Regions from separate parts of the Homo sapiens genome. Here all the other regions are linked to region 1. Evidence: chromatin contacts called from ENCODE Hi-C or POLR2A ChIA-PET data. All regions are on one chromosome and are shown on one strand. Each heading gives the region's core, a stretch centred on a gene start or an enhancer-like site at or near the end of the contact. The rest is flanking DNA. Distances are from core to core; before and after follow the strand shown.

Region 1 (4,897 bases), core at 1,686-4,185:
TAAAAATCCTTGTCAAAGTGCAGGAAACCCCTGATCTGCAAATACCCAGCTTAGAAATGATCCAGCCATCCAGACATCAGCCTCCTTGCTGTCTTTTTACTGTCAACTGATCAACTGTGGGGAAATGATGTGGGCGGGAGGTGGCGGACAAACTTCAAGAGACACAGTTTAGAAGCCAGTGGAGAAAAAAGTGGGAGAGAGGGTTCACCACAGAAGAATAAAGAAAGAGCAGATAATCTCTAAATACATTCACTTTTTGATTCATTTAGTCATCCACGTGGGGTTAGGCTGTAAAGTTGCCACAAGACAGTGAAATTCACAAACCCCTTTTTAGTTCTGGTGCTTGAGGCACTGTGCTAAGTGCTGGGAATACAGATCCAAGATCTGTCTACAAATAATTCTAAGCGAAGACGGGGTGTGAAGAATTGTATGGGAAAAGTACAAGGCAAATTAGAACACCACGTTTGGAAGGTTTATTTCTGGCTGAGGCAACCAGGGAAGGTTTTGTGTCCAGTGATGGGTCCATGATGGATGAGCTGGGCTCTGTCAAACTTCTAGTATTCAGAAGTCAGGCTAATGTATTATGACCCACTTGATTGCAATTTTAGGCCCAGAAGGTTTTTGTGGGGCATTCTAGGATTCTAGTCGCTTTTATAAAATGTGGTAAATACACAAAGCAATGGACATAGTGAATAACAAATTTATACTAGTTTGTCTGTAGCCTTTTGGTATACCAGGTTTATGCTGTCACTAATTTTTACAACTATTCAACAAAATAGATGTTATAATATCATTTTATAGATGAGGAAACTGAAGCTCAGGAAGACTAAGTCACTAACCTTCACTCGTAAGTGGGAAACTAATGGAGTCATCTTCAAGCAAGCAAAGCGCCAAACAAATGATTCTCAGACAAATCATAATGTGCATAGATCACCCCACCATGCTCGTTTTTTATTTTATTTTATTTGAGACGGACTCTCGCTCTGTCACCCAGGCTGGAGTAAAGTGGCACAATCTCAGCTCACTGCAACCTCCCCCTTGCCGCCCTGGTTCAAGCAATTCTCCTGCCTCAGCCTCATGAGTAGCTCGGATTATAGGCATGCAACCACCACGCCTGGCTAATTTTTGTGTTTTTAGTAGAGACGGAGTTTTGCCATGTTGACCAGGCTGGTCTCGAACTCGTGACCTCAAGTGATCCGCCTGCCTTAGCCTCTCAAAGTGCTGGGATTACAGGCGTGAGCCACTGCAGGTGGCCAACCCTACTGGTTATTTATTTAGGTAGGCACAGTGTGTAGAATCTTCCAGCAGAGGAATATTTTGAGAAGGTGAGTTACTGTCTGTGTATTTGACCCCCTTTTTTTCCCTATGTAATGCAAACCTTTACAAAATACATTTTCTTTTCGATAAGATGACATCCTTTTTATTTTTGCTAAGTATGGTTTTATCCTCCTCCTCTCTGTTTAATGGGAGCAGCTGTCCCAACGACAGGATTTAGCTTAAGTTAAAAATAAGAAGGAAAATGGTGTACGTAAATGTGAGGACTGATCCTCCCTGAATGAGAGGTAATAGTTCTTAGGGAAAAGTAAGCTGTTCTTACCCTTTTTGTTTTGCCTTGCCAATTCTGGCCTGTGTCTTCAGAGGCACCTAAGTCTTCAGTGTATTAATTGTTCAGACTTTTGACTCCAAAAGGAGGTTACTTTTTAAAGGCTGACCAATTGCTTTGGCTATGCTGTCTTAAATGTGGGTCTCTAAGAAATCAGTATGAGCAACTTTCTTTGAGCCTTCAAAGTAAAGTCAAATGCTTGCTCCTCAGCAGGAAAGTGACTTTAATTAATTCTGGACGACCTTTCCATTGAAAAGCAAAACACTGCCCCAAGGCTTTTTAGAAAGGTTAGGTTGTACCTTTTCCCTCTTATTGTTATGAGGCAGATATTAGTGTTCCTCACACAAGTCTTTCTCTCCTGTGTTGTTGTGGATGAGTGCACTTCTTAATAAAGGAAAAACAAAACAAGCAAGTAAAAACCCCTGTTTGGAGCCAATTAACTTCTTGATTCTAACAAGAACTGAACTGGAGTATAAAATCTTCCATCACAATAAAATATGACTAAAGACCTCATCAATACTCATTTAACAAATGCTTTGGACTGAACCATCTTTTTCTAATACTTAGGAATTCCATTATTTCTTATTTCAGTGAACATGTTAGAAAAAATTAAGTGAAATGGGATTAGGTTTGCCATTTGTCATTTACTCAGAGTAGAATTCCCGTCTGACATGTGGGCACTCATACCAGGGGCTTAATGCTTTTAGTAATTATAAGGATCATGTAGAGTATGTTGATTGGTGAGGAAAAAAATCTTTATTAACTGCTCAGAAATAGTTAATTCTTCATTAGTCAGAGCACTGCACTAGAGGCTGCTGCCTGTGAACCATGGATTAGAGTTTATGATAGTAATAACCTCCCTGAAAAAACATTTGTTACTATACTTAATGACCAGATTTTAGTGCATTAACCTTCCTTGGGAGGTCAACTAACAAAATGGATGTTAACTGCTTGTAACAACCAATTCCTCTGAAATTAATATTTAGATGCCTTTGGTGTCAAAAAACCTTCCTTCCATATCAGGGCATTAAAAACACTTCTAAATTATTAATAGCAGGCAGAATTCAATGCCTGAAAGATTTCCATTCCAGTGTTCTTTATCCTCAGCCTCTTCCCATTTTCTCTAACAAAGTTCTCTTATGCAGGAACAAGGAAGGCATTCAGGAAAATTAGGTCTCAAAAATGCATGTGGGTCAACAATGCACTGCAGTTTTGAAAAGGTCACTCTTTAAGTTCAACAGAAATAAACATAATAGGAGTGTGAAGGCAGCCCTGAGAGCACACTGAGAACCTGACAGGGACAAACTCCCTGCCAGGCCTCGGGCTGCACTGCCACAGCCCTATCACCACCTGTCAGGAACTCCTTAACGACATTTTTGCATCCCTTCTGCAACTGACCTCCTGGCTTGGCTCTCCAGCCCCTCCCCCTCCCTTTAAATTGGAAACAAACCACACTTATGTCAAAACGGCTTCTGAACTAGTTCCTTCCTGAGCAATCCCAGAATATAAAACATGTTCTGAAAAGCTGCACCATTCCCTGGAGAAACTTTATGATTTGGTTACTGCAGCAGGGCGCGCTGCTCCTTGGCTGTGGTAGCCTTGAGTCAGTGCCAAACAATGAAGCAATGCTATTATTAGCCTTTCCATTCAATGGCGACAAAACAGTCCATGTTTCTATTTTCAGACTGTTCTCTTCTGGTGCAATAGATTTGCCAGAAACCTAAGCCTCAGGGCTAGCACTGGACCAACAGGGCAAAGTAGGCACCTGAAGCCAAAACATGCACAGTGGCACAAATGTGAAAATGCTTTAATGGTAGTATTTTTAGGCAGAGGCAAAATACAGAGCTGGCCAAAGTTCTGTCTGCTGAAACCTGTGCTGGTTTTTACGGAAAGTTACTGCTGGGGTTGGGATAGAATACCTGGGATCTCTACCATGAAGTTGCCCAATTTAATAATTTTCCCAAATTGCAACTGTGTAGTAACATTTGTGACTCAGTCATTTAAACTGGCCTGTTGGCCAGGCTCAGTGGCTCATGTCTGTAATCCCAGCACTTGGGGAGGCCTAGGCGGGCAGATCCCTGAGCTCAGGAGTTCGAGACCAGCCTGAGCAACACGGTGAAACCCGTCTGTATTAAAAAATACAAAAATTAGCCAGGCTTGGCGGCGGGCACCTGTAGTCCCAGGTACTAGGAAGGCTGAGGTGGGAGAATCTCTTGAGCGTGGGAGGCTACAGTGAGGTGTGAACACGCCGCTGCACTCCAGCCTGGGCAACAGAGGGAGACCCTGTCGTGAAAATAAATGAAAATAAATAAATAAAAAAATAAACCAGCTTGTGTGCTGGCACAGAACGATAGACCAATATTGCACAGAGTTGTGACTTGGATGATAAAGGTGACAAAGTAAAATGCCTGTAAGAAAGGGTGATTTCCTTATGACATGATCAGTTAGTTACAAGCCCACCAGGATGTTTCCAGAAGAGTCGGGCAACTTGTAGGCATTCTTTTTGATTGTTACTTACTCTTTTTTTTTTGAGACGGAGTCTCGCTCTGTCGCCCAGGTTGGAGTGCAGTAGCGTGATCTCGGCTCACTGCAAGCTCTGCCTCCCGGGTTCACGCCATTCTCCTGCTTCAGCCTCCTGAGTAGCTGGGACTACAGGCGCCCGCCACCACGCCTGGCTAATTTTTTTTTGTATTTTTAGTAGAGATGGGGTTTCACTGTGTTAGCCAGGATGGTCTCGATATCCTGACCTCACGATCCGCCCATCTCGGCCTCCTAAAGTGCTGGGATTACAGGCGCGAGCCACCGCTCCCGGCCTGATTGTTACTTTCTGATGGATTACTTTTGTAATACTGGAAATTTCGTGTATATAGAGGTCCATAACATTTTTGGCCTGTTTCCACTTGTAAATAAGATTTGCAATCTGACCATTCAAGCCGTGCAAATTCTGTATAATAATGATTTTAATTTAATGCCCAGATTCTTCATTGCTTTGGGAATACTGTTCTTGCTAATTGGAAGGTCATTATACCATTACATATATATTATTCCTCTTTCCTATTGTAGCTGATTCTCTCCTTGTGTATATTATTTTAGGAAAGAAACACTTGCAAGCAGGAAGTAAGCAATTATTTCTTTTAAACTGTGACAGATTTTGTATATTTAATTGTTAAAATTTCAGATAATGGTATTTCTTTTAAGGTTTGGTGTTTTATTTTTGCATTTAAAAATAAAAATAAGACAATTAGGCTAAGTTTATAAAAGGAAAAAATGTGATATCTTGCTTTCTCAAATCTC
Region 2 (4,897 bases), core at 1,721-4,220, 230 kb before region 1:
TTTGAGACAGAGTCTCCCTCTATCACCCAGTGTGGAGTGCAATGGTATAATCATAGCTCACGGCAGCCTCAAACTCCTAGGCTCAAGCAATCCTCCTACCTCAGCCTCCTGAGTAGCTTGGACTACATATATGCACCACCACACCTGGCTAATTTTTTTATTCTATTATTGTAGAGATAGGATCTTACTTTGTTGACAAGGTTGGTCTTGAACTCCTGGACTTAAGTGATCTTCTGCCTCACCTCCCCAAATGCTAGGATTACAGGGGTGAGCCGCCACACCCAGCCCTAAAATGACTTTAATATGCAGTCTAGATTGAGAAGAATGGGCCTAATCGATTCTAAGGTTAATCAAAAGTATTTAAACAACTTAATAAGCTTTTATCCAAACACGCTTTCTCTGCAAAGCACATGACTATGTTTGCCAAATACAACAACTAATTAAAAACAAATAAATTAAAAACAAAACAGTCTCTCCTTTGAAGGAGACTGCAACTCAGCTAGTCAGATAAAAATACACCCTGATGAAAAAACAAGAGGATATTAAAGAGTATCAGCAAGGGTGAAATTTACAGAAGGCTGAACACCTAAGTGCTAAGAAGAAAACTAAAAATGTTATTAGTAAGTTTCCAGTACATGTTAGCTAAGTGACAAATCATTCAAACGTGTGCAAATTCTTGACAAAAATTACTCAAGCTGACTTGGAGATCATGGATTTGAAATATAAAGTCTTCTGGAGCCTTCCAACCTAACTGATCCTTTTCTATTTGAAGACTGCTTTCTTCCTGCAGGAAAATTTACAAAAAACACTTTCAATCCACATTCCCTTCACAAACATTTAGGCTAGTATGGCCAGTGGCAGTTTAGGTATCTGTAACACATTCTCATAATAATGTTTCCATTTTTTATAGCAATATTGTATCCGTTAATATTTTATGTTTACTAAATCCTTAATCCCATTTTATAGACAGAAAAATAAGGCCTAAAGAGTTTAATGACTTGTTTAAATGACTCTTGTCCCTGTCAGGATTCATTCCATGAGACTACGGCCATCATTTTTTTAGAAATACCCTTAATCTATCTGTTATTTAAGGGAAATTCACTTTCTCCATCCATTTTTATGCTCTGCCCCCTCACGGCGTTAGGCACTTCTAGGTGCTTGGAATACAGTAGCGGACAAGACAGACTCCATGCCCACATGGGGCAAGAGAGATAATAACCAAGCAAGCAGCTATAATTTTAAGTACTAAATTCTTGATGAAAATAAGGCAAAGGTTTAGGAAGTAATAGGAGAGAGACTATTTTGGAAAAGGGAGTCAAGAAATGCCTTTCTGGGAGGTAGTATCTCTGCCAAGAGCTAAAAGACATGAGACAGCTGGCCACACAAAGGCCTGCTGGCAGCAAGGAGATGGGCTGCAGAAGTAGAGATGTAGCATTCTACTTGTTCAACAAAGCCTGTCTCAGAAGTCATACTTGAAAAATGGTACATATTTATTGAGAACTTAGTGTGTTCTCAACATTAAATGAAGTCAAAGAGATGTCATCAAAGGCCTTTGGTGAATGCTACTGGAGAGAAGTAACCAGAGAAGCCTAGAGCCATCTGAGGGGCGAGTGCAAACAATAAACGCTCTGTGAACCCAAGAAGGAGAGGTGAATGCAGCATATGGAAATGAAGTAGGCACTTCTTGGAGGTTTTCTTTTCCTTCTGTTTATCTTTCTGATCTTAAAATTCCATTTGACTCTTCAAGCTGTAGTTTTAACAAATATTAATGAAATGCATTTTGCAGAAGCAATGACTTATCTAGACCGCTATTAAGAGCAGACAAACAAAGCTCCTGTTCCTTTACACTATTGTGTAAATATGGAACTTTCTTTGAAGTGTGTAACAAAGTCATTTTATAATCTATAATACCTAAAATATTTTGTGACGTACCGTGTTAGCAAAACAAATCTTTAAAAAAAAATAGCCGCACACTATTTAAAGTAGATTGGTTTGTTTAACAACTGGCTTAGATACCAGGAGAAAGTGTGTGAAATAGTAAAGAACTGGCCACAACCCAAAAGTCCATGGGCACAAGAATGGATAAATAATAATGGTATATTCAAACAACATGATGCAGCATTAACAGTGAACTCATGCTTCATGTTGAGTGAAAAAAGCAAGTTGGAAAAATATACCATATGTGATTCCATTTATGCAAAGTGCAAAGCCATGCAAAACTAAGCAATGCATTATTTAGGAATTTAGAGGTATATGATAAAACATGGGAATAAAAACCACAAAATTCAGGATAGCGGCTATGTAGGGAGGGCAACAACCACAATAGGGTTAAGGAAGGATCACTGAGGGGTTAAAAAAGTCCTGAAAGTGAAATTTTCTATTACTTAATCTAGTGATAGGAAATATACGTTTGCTTTCATGTTGTTTCTTATATCTTATGCATATGTTTTAAAATATTATTTTGCATATATATTTAATGTTTAATAAGACAAGATTTTAACTGATTTAGGAAGAACTCAGATCTTCACCCAGATACATTCATGCTTGTTTCACATTTGTCTATAAATTCCTTTTCTTAAGCTTAAATTTAACATCCTTTCTTGCATTTATTCAATATTTTGGTGAACACAGCCTGAAGGAAAAGAAAAATAATCCCCCCCTTTGAAAGGGAAAACATCTTAAAACACAAAGTAAATTGTGAATGAAAACAGTTTTTCCCTGAGGAGCCATGGGAAACTGGAGCGAGAACTCTCCTCTTCTCCTCTTCAACTGAACACACAGTCTATGGTGTCCTGATCTGTTTGACATAGGACACAGCACAGGGTCTGTAAGGAACACTGCAGCAACATTCGCGTACAAGGGTATACTTTACAGGAAACCAAGGATTAATTTTCCCAAGGCTCACAGGCAAGTACTTCCAAAAAAGGGAAAAATACAACTATTACATATCCGTGCAAATCAAAATTCATAGAACAGTGGCAGGCAGCCAACCCAACTATTTCAGGTCTGCTCTCCCATCTGCTTGGCCTGTTAACTGTCGGAAAATACAAGCAAATCGCTTCTTCTGCAACTAATTCTCAATAGGGCTCCTAAAAACCAGACTCCATGATGCAACTTTAATAAGACAGAACAGCTTATTATGATCAATAGAGCAAAGCCTTCCAGCAGTTGCAAAGCCAAAAGCTAGCTCAAATGCCTCTTTGGTGGACACAGAGCACGAACACCACCCTTGCCCAGCACTGCAGAAGGCCCCGAGCCAGAAACACTCAGACACCAGGAAGCAGCTCTCAGTCCTTATTCCTCTCTGCAGATGAACCCAAAGGCGTTCTCATCCTGCTAGATTTTATTAGCCCCAATATATGGTAATTAATTTACTGCAGGCTCTTAATTCATAAATGGATCAAATAAAGCCTTACATGGCTTTTGGCAGCCAACCCTTACTAAATTATGGTGACTAGAAGTTTGTTCAAATGCTGCCCGTAAGTCAGCCCCTTCAGCTTGTAAAGTTCAATTAGAGAGTTCTTAGCTTATTGTGTGCCTTAAAGCTTCAAAGAAGGCATTATTCATGCCTTTTCCACCACCAAAAAAGGAAAGCTGGCAATGAAGCAATTCCTAGAATGTTGATCCAGGCATTACCAAGAAATCTTAAAACTTCAACTCTCAGTACCCAAAGGCCTCCACTTTGGGACAAAAATCCCATCAAATTGTAATAGACTAAAATTAATCTAATTAACTATGGAAATCCACATAATAATGAAATGGCTGACCAAGAATGCACAAATAGAACCACCTGGCAGAGTTTCTTTTTCTACATTCCCCTTCTAAGTGCCACTGATAGGTTCCTGTAAATGTAGTCTAAACAGACGGGGGACTTAACCGGAGGCCAGAAAAGGACAACTTGGAACTGCCATTCCCACCACAATGGGCTGCCATTCCGTTCCCATGCTCACATCTAGACTGGCAGGCAAAGCCAGGGGTGTCACTTGCCAAAGGTTTGAGTCTGGCTAGCATTTTCTGAGGGTGCGTGTTAGTTGATGTGTGTTTCCTTTGTATGCTGTCTACTTCTGCCAGGGCTGATGACAGCTCTGCCCAGGGCCCATGAGCCAAAAGCTTTCCCTCTGATTCTTCCTTTCCCAACAGGTAAGTGACTGGACTCTAGTGCTCCTTCCTGTGGGCTGTTCTGTGGTTGCCCTCAGATATGAAAAAAGATTGGTGTATTTTCCCAAGAGTACACCATTAAGTCAGAAAAGTCCTGGGCAACAAATCTCCAGGTCTGTCTGCAAAAAGAAGAATTTGGTCCTGCCAGTTCAGTAAACACCCCGGCCTTTCTTATTGCCGTGCAGCAGACTTACATGAAGGAGCAAGAAAACAATTCCACTGTGAGCTACTGCCGGGGAAGCCAAGGCTCTAAATCTCCTTGAAGTTGAAAACAAATTAGCAGCTTTGCCTGCATCAAGCTGGCCATCTGAAAGGAGGCTTCTTTTCACTCCAGCATTACAAACTGTGCTCCTCGAAGATAACACTTTTAAGGATATAAAAACGTTTCCTTCAGTTTACTGCCTGTCACCTATTTACTCAACTGGCAGAACAGCACGGACTCCATGCAACAAGCTCCCTCTGGGTGCCTGTGTAGGACTTGAGCAACATGGGAGGGAGCGGGGACAGAAGTGGGAAGATTGTTTTCAGTCAGGTTGAAGTCAAGTCATGAGTTCACTTGACTTCTCCTTCCTTCCCTTCCCTTCCTTCCTTCCTTCCCTCCCTCCTTCCTTCTTTCCTTTCTTCCTTCCTTCTTTTCCTCCCTCCCTCCCTCCTTCCTTCCTTCCTTCCTTCCTTCTGTCCTTCCTTCCTTCAGACAACACATATTTATTGGTAACAGCCAATGTGCTGGGCACCGGGG
Region 3 (4,897 bases), core at 1,716-4,215, 190 kb after region 1:
GATTTATCTCACTTCCGATTCCAAGAAGGACACTGGCAAGAGTCAGTCAAGTTTTGTCTAGCATTAGGACATTGGAAATTGCTGTTACCAATCTCTAGGAGCATTGTGAGCAGGAGCTGAGAAGAAAGATGGGAAAGTTAGTGAATTTATTAGTCCCTATACTTTAAAAGTCTAGTACCCAGAACTTTGTTATGGCTATTTCCTGGTTTCTGGGACAGAAGCATTTTGGTATTCAAGATAAAACTCCTGTCCAAGAAAGCCCATTTGGATGGAAGAGCAAAAAGCTTCTTAACTGAACTGAAAGGTGGGGTTGGTTCTTCTTTACCAAAAGAAAAATATAATCATCTACTGATGAGATTGTTAAAAAAAAAGAAAAAAAAAAAAAAAAGAAGAGTCAATTGACTTGTAGATCATGAATGGGTAGATGTGGGGCCAATTTACTGTTATGTGTGAAAGGCTGCATGGAGCAATCAGGGCAATAGCATCTTCAGCATTAGATCTTTAGGTAGTTAAAACCAAGATACTGTTCCAGGACCCTAAATACTCTTACAGGTTGGTGAGAAAAGAAAGGGAAGAATAGACTGCTTCTTTCTTCCTTATTTCTAAAAACCTGGCTTTCAATTATATTAAAATGTTAATCTGCCTCCATTGCCATAGTCAATACTTTAATTACATAAAAATAAATTGTAAATGAAGGAAGAGCATATGCTAGAATTATAACAAATGAGTAGTACATATTTTCAAATAATGTAGTAGGTTGGAATTTTGCAGATGACTGGTAAATTGTTAAATACAATGAATAAATAAAACAATGTGTACAGTTTTACATTCTGATTGCAGAAAATATTTTAGTAAACTTACAGAAATTTACTCTGAAAGTTCATACTTGAGTATGAACTCTAGAACACCTTATGTAACAGAAAATAAAATACCTTAGGAATCTAAAGCCAAAAAAACTTAAGAATAGAATGTAAGAAAGTTTATCATAGATTGTTAAGAAAATAAAGAGCTGTAGTGAACATATGCATGCATATATCTTTATAACGGAATGATTTATAATTCTTTGGGTATGTACCCTGTAATGGAACTGCTGGGTCAAATGGTATTTCTGCCTCTAGGTCTTTGGGGAATACCACACTGTCTTCCACAAGGGTTAAACTAATTTACACTCCACCAACAGTATAAAGCATTCCTTTTTCTCCTTATCCTCACCAGAATCTGTTGTTTTCTGACTTTTTAATAATTGCCGTTCTGACTGGAGTGAGATCGTATCTCATTGTGGTTTTTTATTTGCATTTCTCTAATGATCAGTGATGTTGAGCTTTTTTTCATATGTTTTTTGGCCACATGAATGTCTTCTTTTGAGACGTGTGTGTTCATATCCTTTGCCCACTTTTTAATGGGGTTGTTTGTTTTTGTGTGTGTGTAAATTTAAGTTTCTTGTAGACTCTGGATATTAAACCCTTGTCAGATGGATAGATTGCAAAAATTTTCTCCCATTCTGTAGGATGTCTGTTCACTCTGATGATAGTTTATTTTGCTGTGCAGAAGCTCTTTAGTTTAATAACAAACACATGGAATCAACTAACCCAATTGCCCATCAAGATAGACTGAATAAAGAAAATGTGGTACATATATACCATGGAATACTATGCTGCCACAAAAAGGAATGAGATCATGTCCTTTGCAGGAACATGGATGGATCTGGAAGCTGTTTTTCCTCAGCAAACTAACCCAGGAACAGAAAACCAAACACCATATGTCCTCACTTATAAAAGGGAGCTGAATGATGACAACACCTGGACACACTGGGGGAAACAATACACACTGGGGCCTGTCAGTGGGGGAGGGGGGAAGGAGAGCACCAGGAAGAATAGCGAATGGATGCTGGGCTTAATTCCTGGGTGATGGGTTGATCTGTGTAGCAAACTACCATGGCACACACTTACCTATGTAGCAAGCCTGCGCATCATGCACATGTACCCTGTAATTTAAAGTAAAAGTTGAGGAAAAAAAATAAAGAGCTCAGCCGCGCGTGGTGGCTCACGCCTGCAATCCCAGCACTTTGGGAGGCCGAGGTGGGCGGATCACGAGGTCAGGAGATTGAGACCATCCTGGCTAACATGGTGAAACCCCGTCTCTACTAAAAAATACAAAAAATTAGCCGGGTGTGGTAGCGGGCGCCTGTAGTCCCAGCTACTTGGGAGGCTGAGGCAGGAGAATGGCGTGAACCCGGGAGGCAGAGCTTGCGGTGAGCAGAGAGGCGCCACCGCACTGCAGCCTGGGAGACAGAGCGAGACTCTGTCTCAAAAAAAAAAAAAAAAAAAAAGATCTCAAGGAAGGCAAACACAAATTGTTCAGGCAATACTTAATAGGGAAACATAGTAATGTTTTCTAAAATCTTCAGACTCTTAAAATTAATTTCTATTTTATTAATAGCCTCGCATCTTTTATGTATATGTGAATGAAAAAAAGAATAAATTGAATGATACTCTCTAGTTTGCAGATCAGGCTTTTGTTCTGTTGTTGTTTAGACCTGTTAATTCATTTATAAAACTCTCATTTTGGAAGTATGGAGTTATTTTTGTATGGAAGTTAATTGTTTTTAAATGGTATGACTTTTTTTTTTTTTTTTTTTTTTTTCTTCCGTGAGCATTTCGATGCCTGGAAGCGGGAAACCTGATTTAGCTATCTGTTGCCGTCTTGGTCTTTATTTTAGCTAGGAAGACTAAAGGGCTGCATGTTAACCTCTCCTTGAACTCAGGGATTAAATCTAGTTGGTTATCTTAAGTTTAATAAGTAGTATCCATGAGCACAATGATTCCTTTAAGTGACTTTATTAATTAAACAGCTTAAAACAATTGCTTGAGACATGGCTATGGCAAGAAGCCTTGGGAGTACTGAGGTACTTCTGAGAAAGGGAGTAGGGCACTCTGTCAAAGACTCTGGAAGGTTCAATTGTGTCTTTTGTTTTATACTTGAAATGCTGGACCCGCTCAATGAATTAGCAGGAAGTGACACATACTGAGTCGTGGACACGCATTCACATGCTAGAAGACATTATTAATGCCTCAGGAATGGTGGAAAATTCTTTCTTCTACTTATTTTTATAAATTATTGTTTCTCCCTCCATTGTACCTAGAGCTAGAGGGAATTGTCATAATAATGTTAGAGGAGGATGATTTTGTATGACGTTTGTGAATCCACATTATACCTATTTGAGAATAAGTGCCCTCAGTGTTCTTGGTACTCAATGCACTGTGGAAGTGAAATAATGCCTGCTTGCTCTTCCAGAGTTTGCAGTTTAGCACAGGAAAGAGGGAGACAACGATTGAAAACCAGAAGTAGCTGAAAAATGAGAAAAAAGATCTGTAAACACTAGGCTGGGAGGTTTACTATAGCAGAAAGCTCATGTACACCTGAGAAAATGTTCACCTAAGCTTGGCAACGATTTTGAAGAAGCACAAGTTATGGTACATTTTAAAGGAAGAGTAGTACCAATCTTAATGTCTTAACTAGGCTAAGATCTATGACCCTTAATTAACAAAAACTATCTACAACTGAATTACAAAATATTTCTGAAAGTCAATAAATGAATCTATATTAGTCAAAAAATACGTTAACCGGTGGATAACATGATTACAGTAGTGTCGAAGGAAAGGAAACAACGTTTATCAGTTGGCTTACTTATTTTTCAGTTTCATCTATTTCCTAAAATTATATTTGTGACTTAGAACAAAGTAAGCATCCTAAGAATGTAGTACATGGGCTTTGCATAAATACAGCCACATGTGCTATAAAATAGATGTGAAACATCAAACTCACTCTCCCTCCAATCATGTGGCTTAAATAGCCAAAGGTGTACTATACACTTGTGTAATATTTTCTCTCTTTAATTCTTCCTTTTATCATTAAAAAGGCATGAATTATCGTGCTGTATAAATAGAAAAATATGATAATGTGTGTGCATCTTGAAGAAGAAGGCTCTCATTCCATTTAAAAAATAAATTCCAGATTAGGAGGAGCCAGATTGTAACATTTTGGATCTACGACCGCTATTTGCTTTGCCACCTGAATGACACAAAGAACACTGTTTGTGCAGTGTTGTGTGTGCCTCTTTATAGAACTTGCATGTTTTCCAATTTGTATACATGCATACTTTGTTTTATTGTACTTTATTGCACTTCTCAGATTTTACAAAGATTTGAAGGTTTGTAGCAACCCTGCATAGATCAAATCTGTTGGCCTAATTTTTCCAACAGCATTTTCTCATTTTATGTCACATATTGATAATTATTGCAATATTTCAAGTTTTTCATCATTATTTTATCTGTTATGGTGATTCATAATCAATAATCTTTGATATTACTATTGTAATTGTCATGGGGCCCACAAACCACACCCATATAAGATGGCAAACTTAATAAATGTGTGTCTTCTGACTGCTCCACTCACCAACTGATCCTCATCTCCCTCCTACTTAGGGCCTCCTTATTCCCTGAGACACAATAATATTAAAACTAGGCCAATTAATAACCTGAAAATGACCTCTAAGTGTCCAAGTGAAAGGAAGAGTTGCATGCCTCCCACTTTAAATCAGAAGTTAAAAATAATAAAGCTTAGTGACCAAGGCATGTCAAAAGCTGAGATAGGCCAAAAGCTGGGCCTCTTAAACCAGTTAGCCAAGCTGTGAATGCAAAGGAATAGTTTCTTAAGGAAATTCAAAATGCTACTCCAGTGAACTCATGAATGATAAGAAAGTGAAACAGCCTTATTGCTGATATGAAGTTTTGAGTGGTCTGAATAGAAGACCAAACCAGCCACAACATTCCCTTAAGCCAAAGCCTAATCCAGAGGAAGTCCCTAACTCTCTTTAATTCTATGAAGGCTGAGAGAG

The links. A loop is a pair of places that touch in the nucleus more often than their neighbours do. ChIA-PET counts read pairs that join two places held with the same protein, here RNA polymerase II (POLR2A). Pooled maps may share reads with other maps.
Region 2: a loop to region 1 is called in a map of Caco-2, with 2.8 times the contacts of the local background. The contact joins two enhancer-like sites. A Hi-C loop is called at or near these places in 3 of 168 maps with a recorded cell type or tissue (Caco-2, Calu3 and HepG2) and 3 of 50 pooled maps. POLR2A ChIA-PET finds 5 or more read pairs at or near these places in 1 of 52 experiments (activated CD8-positive, alpha-beta T cell).
Region 3: a map of endothelial cell of umbilical vein shows a loop between it and region 1 (4-fold over the local background). The contact joins two enhancer-like sites. A Hi-C loop is called at or near these places in 1 of 168 maps with a recorded cell type or tissue (endothelial cell of umbilical vein). POLR2A ChIA-PET finds 5 or more read pairs at or near these places in 1 of 52 experiments (WTC11).

The regions. Positions count from the first base shown.
Region 1 is chr5:124,903,621-124,908,517 of GRCh38, forward strand. No RefSeq gene overlaps it. Among named protein-coding and RNA genes, the nearest start is that of ZNF608, 160 kb to the left of the region's middle. RefSeq lists an enhancer at 2,687-3,471. Within about 2 kb of position 2,936, at least 17 of the 41 ENCODE cell types and tissues checked have a DNase peak (open chromatin) inside an H3K27ac peak, as active enhancers do.
Region 2 is chr5:124,674,626-124,679,522 of GRCh38, forward strand. All of the region lies in intron 3 of ZNF608 (zinc finger protein 608), which reads right to left. Among named protein-coding and RNA genes, the nearest start is that of ZNF608, 70 kb to the right of the region's middle. Within about 2 kb of position 2,971, at least 12 of the 41 ENCODE cell types and tissues checked have a DNase peak (open chromatin) inside an H3K27ac peak, as active enhancers do.
Region 3 is chr5:125,090,991-125,095,887 of GRCh38, forward strand. All of the region lies in intron 2 of LOC101927421 (a long non-coding RNA gene), which reads left to right. Among named protein-coding and RNA genes, the nearest start is that of ZNF608, 350 kb to the left of the region's middle. Within about 2 kb of position 2,966, at least 4 of the 41 ENCODE cell types and tissues checked have a DNase peak (open chromatin) inside an H3K27ac peak, as active enhancers do.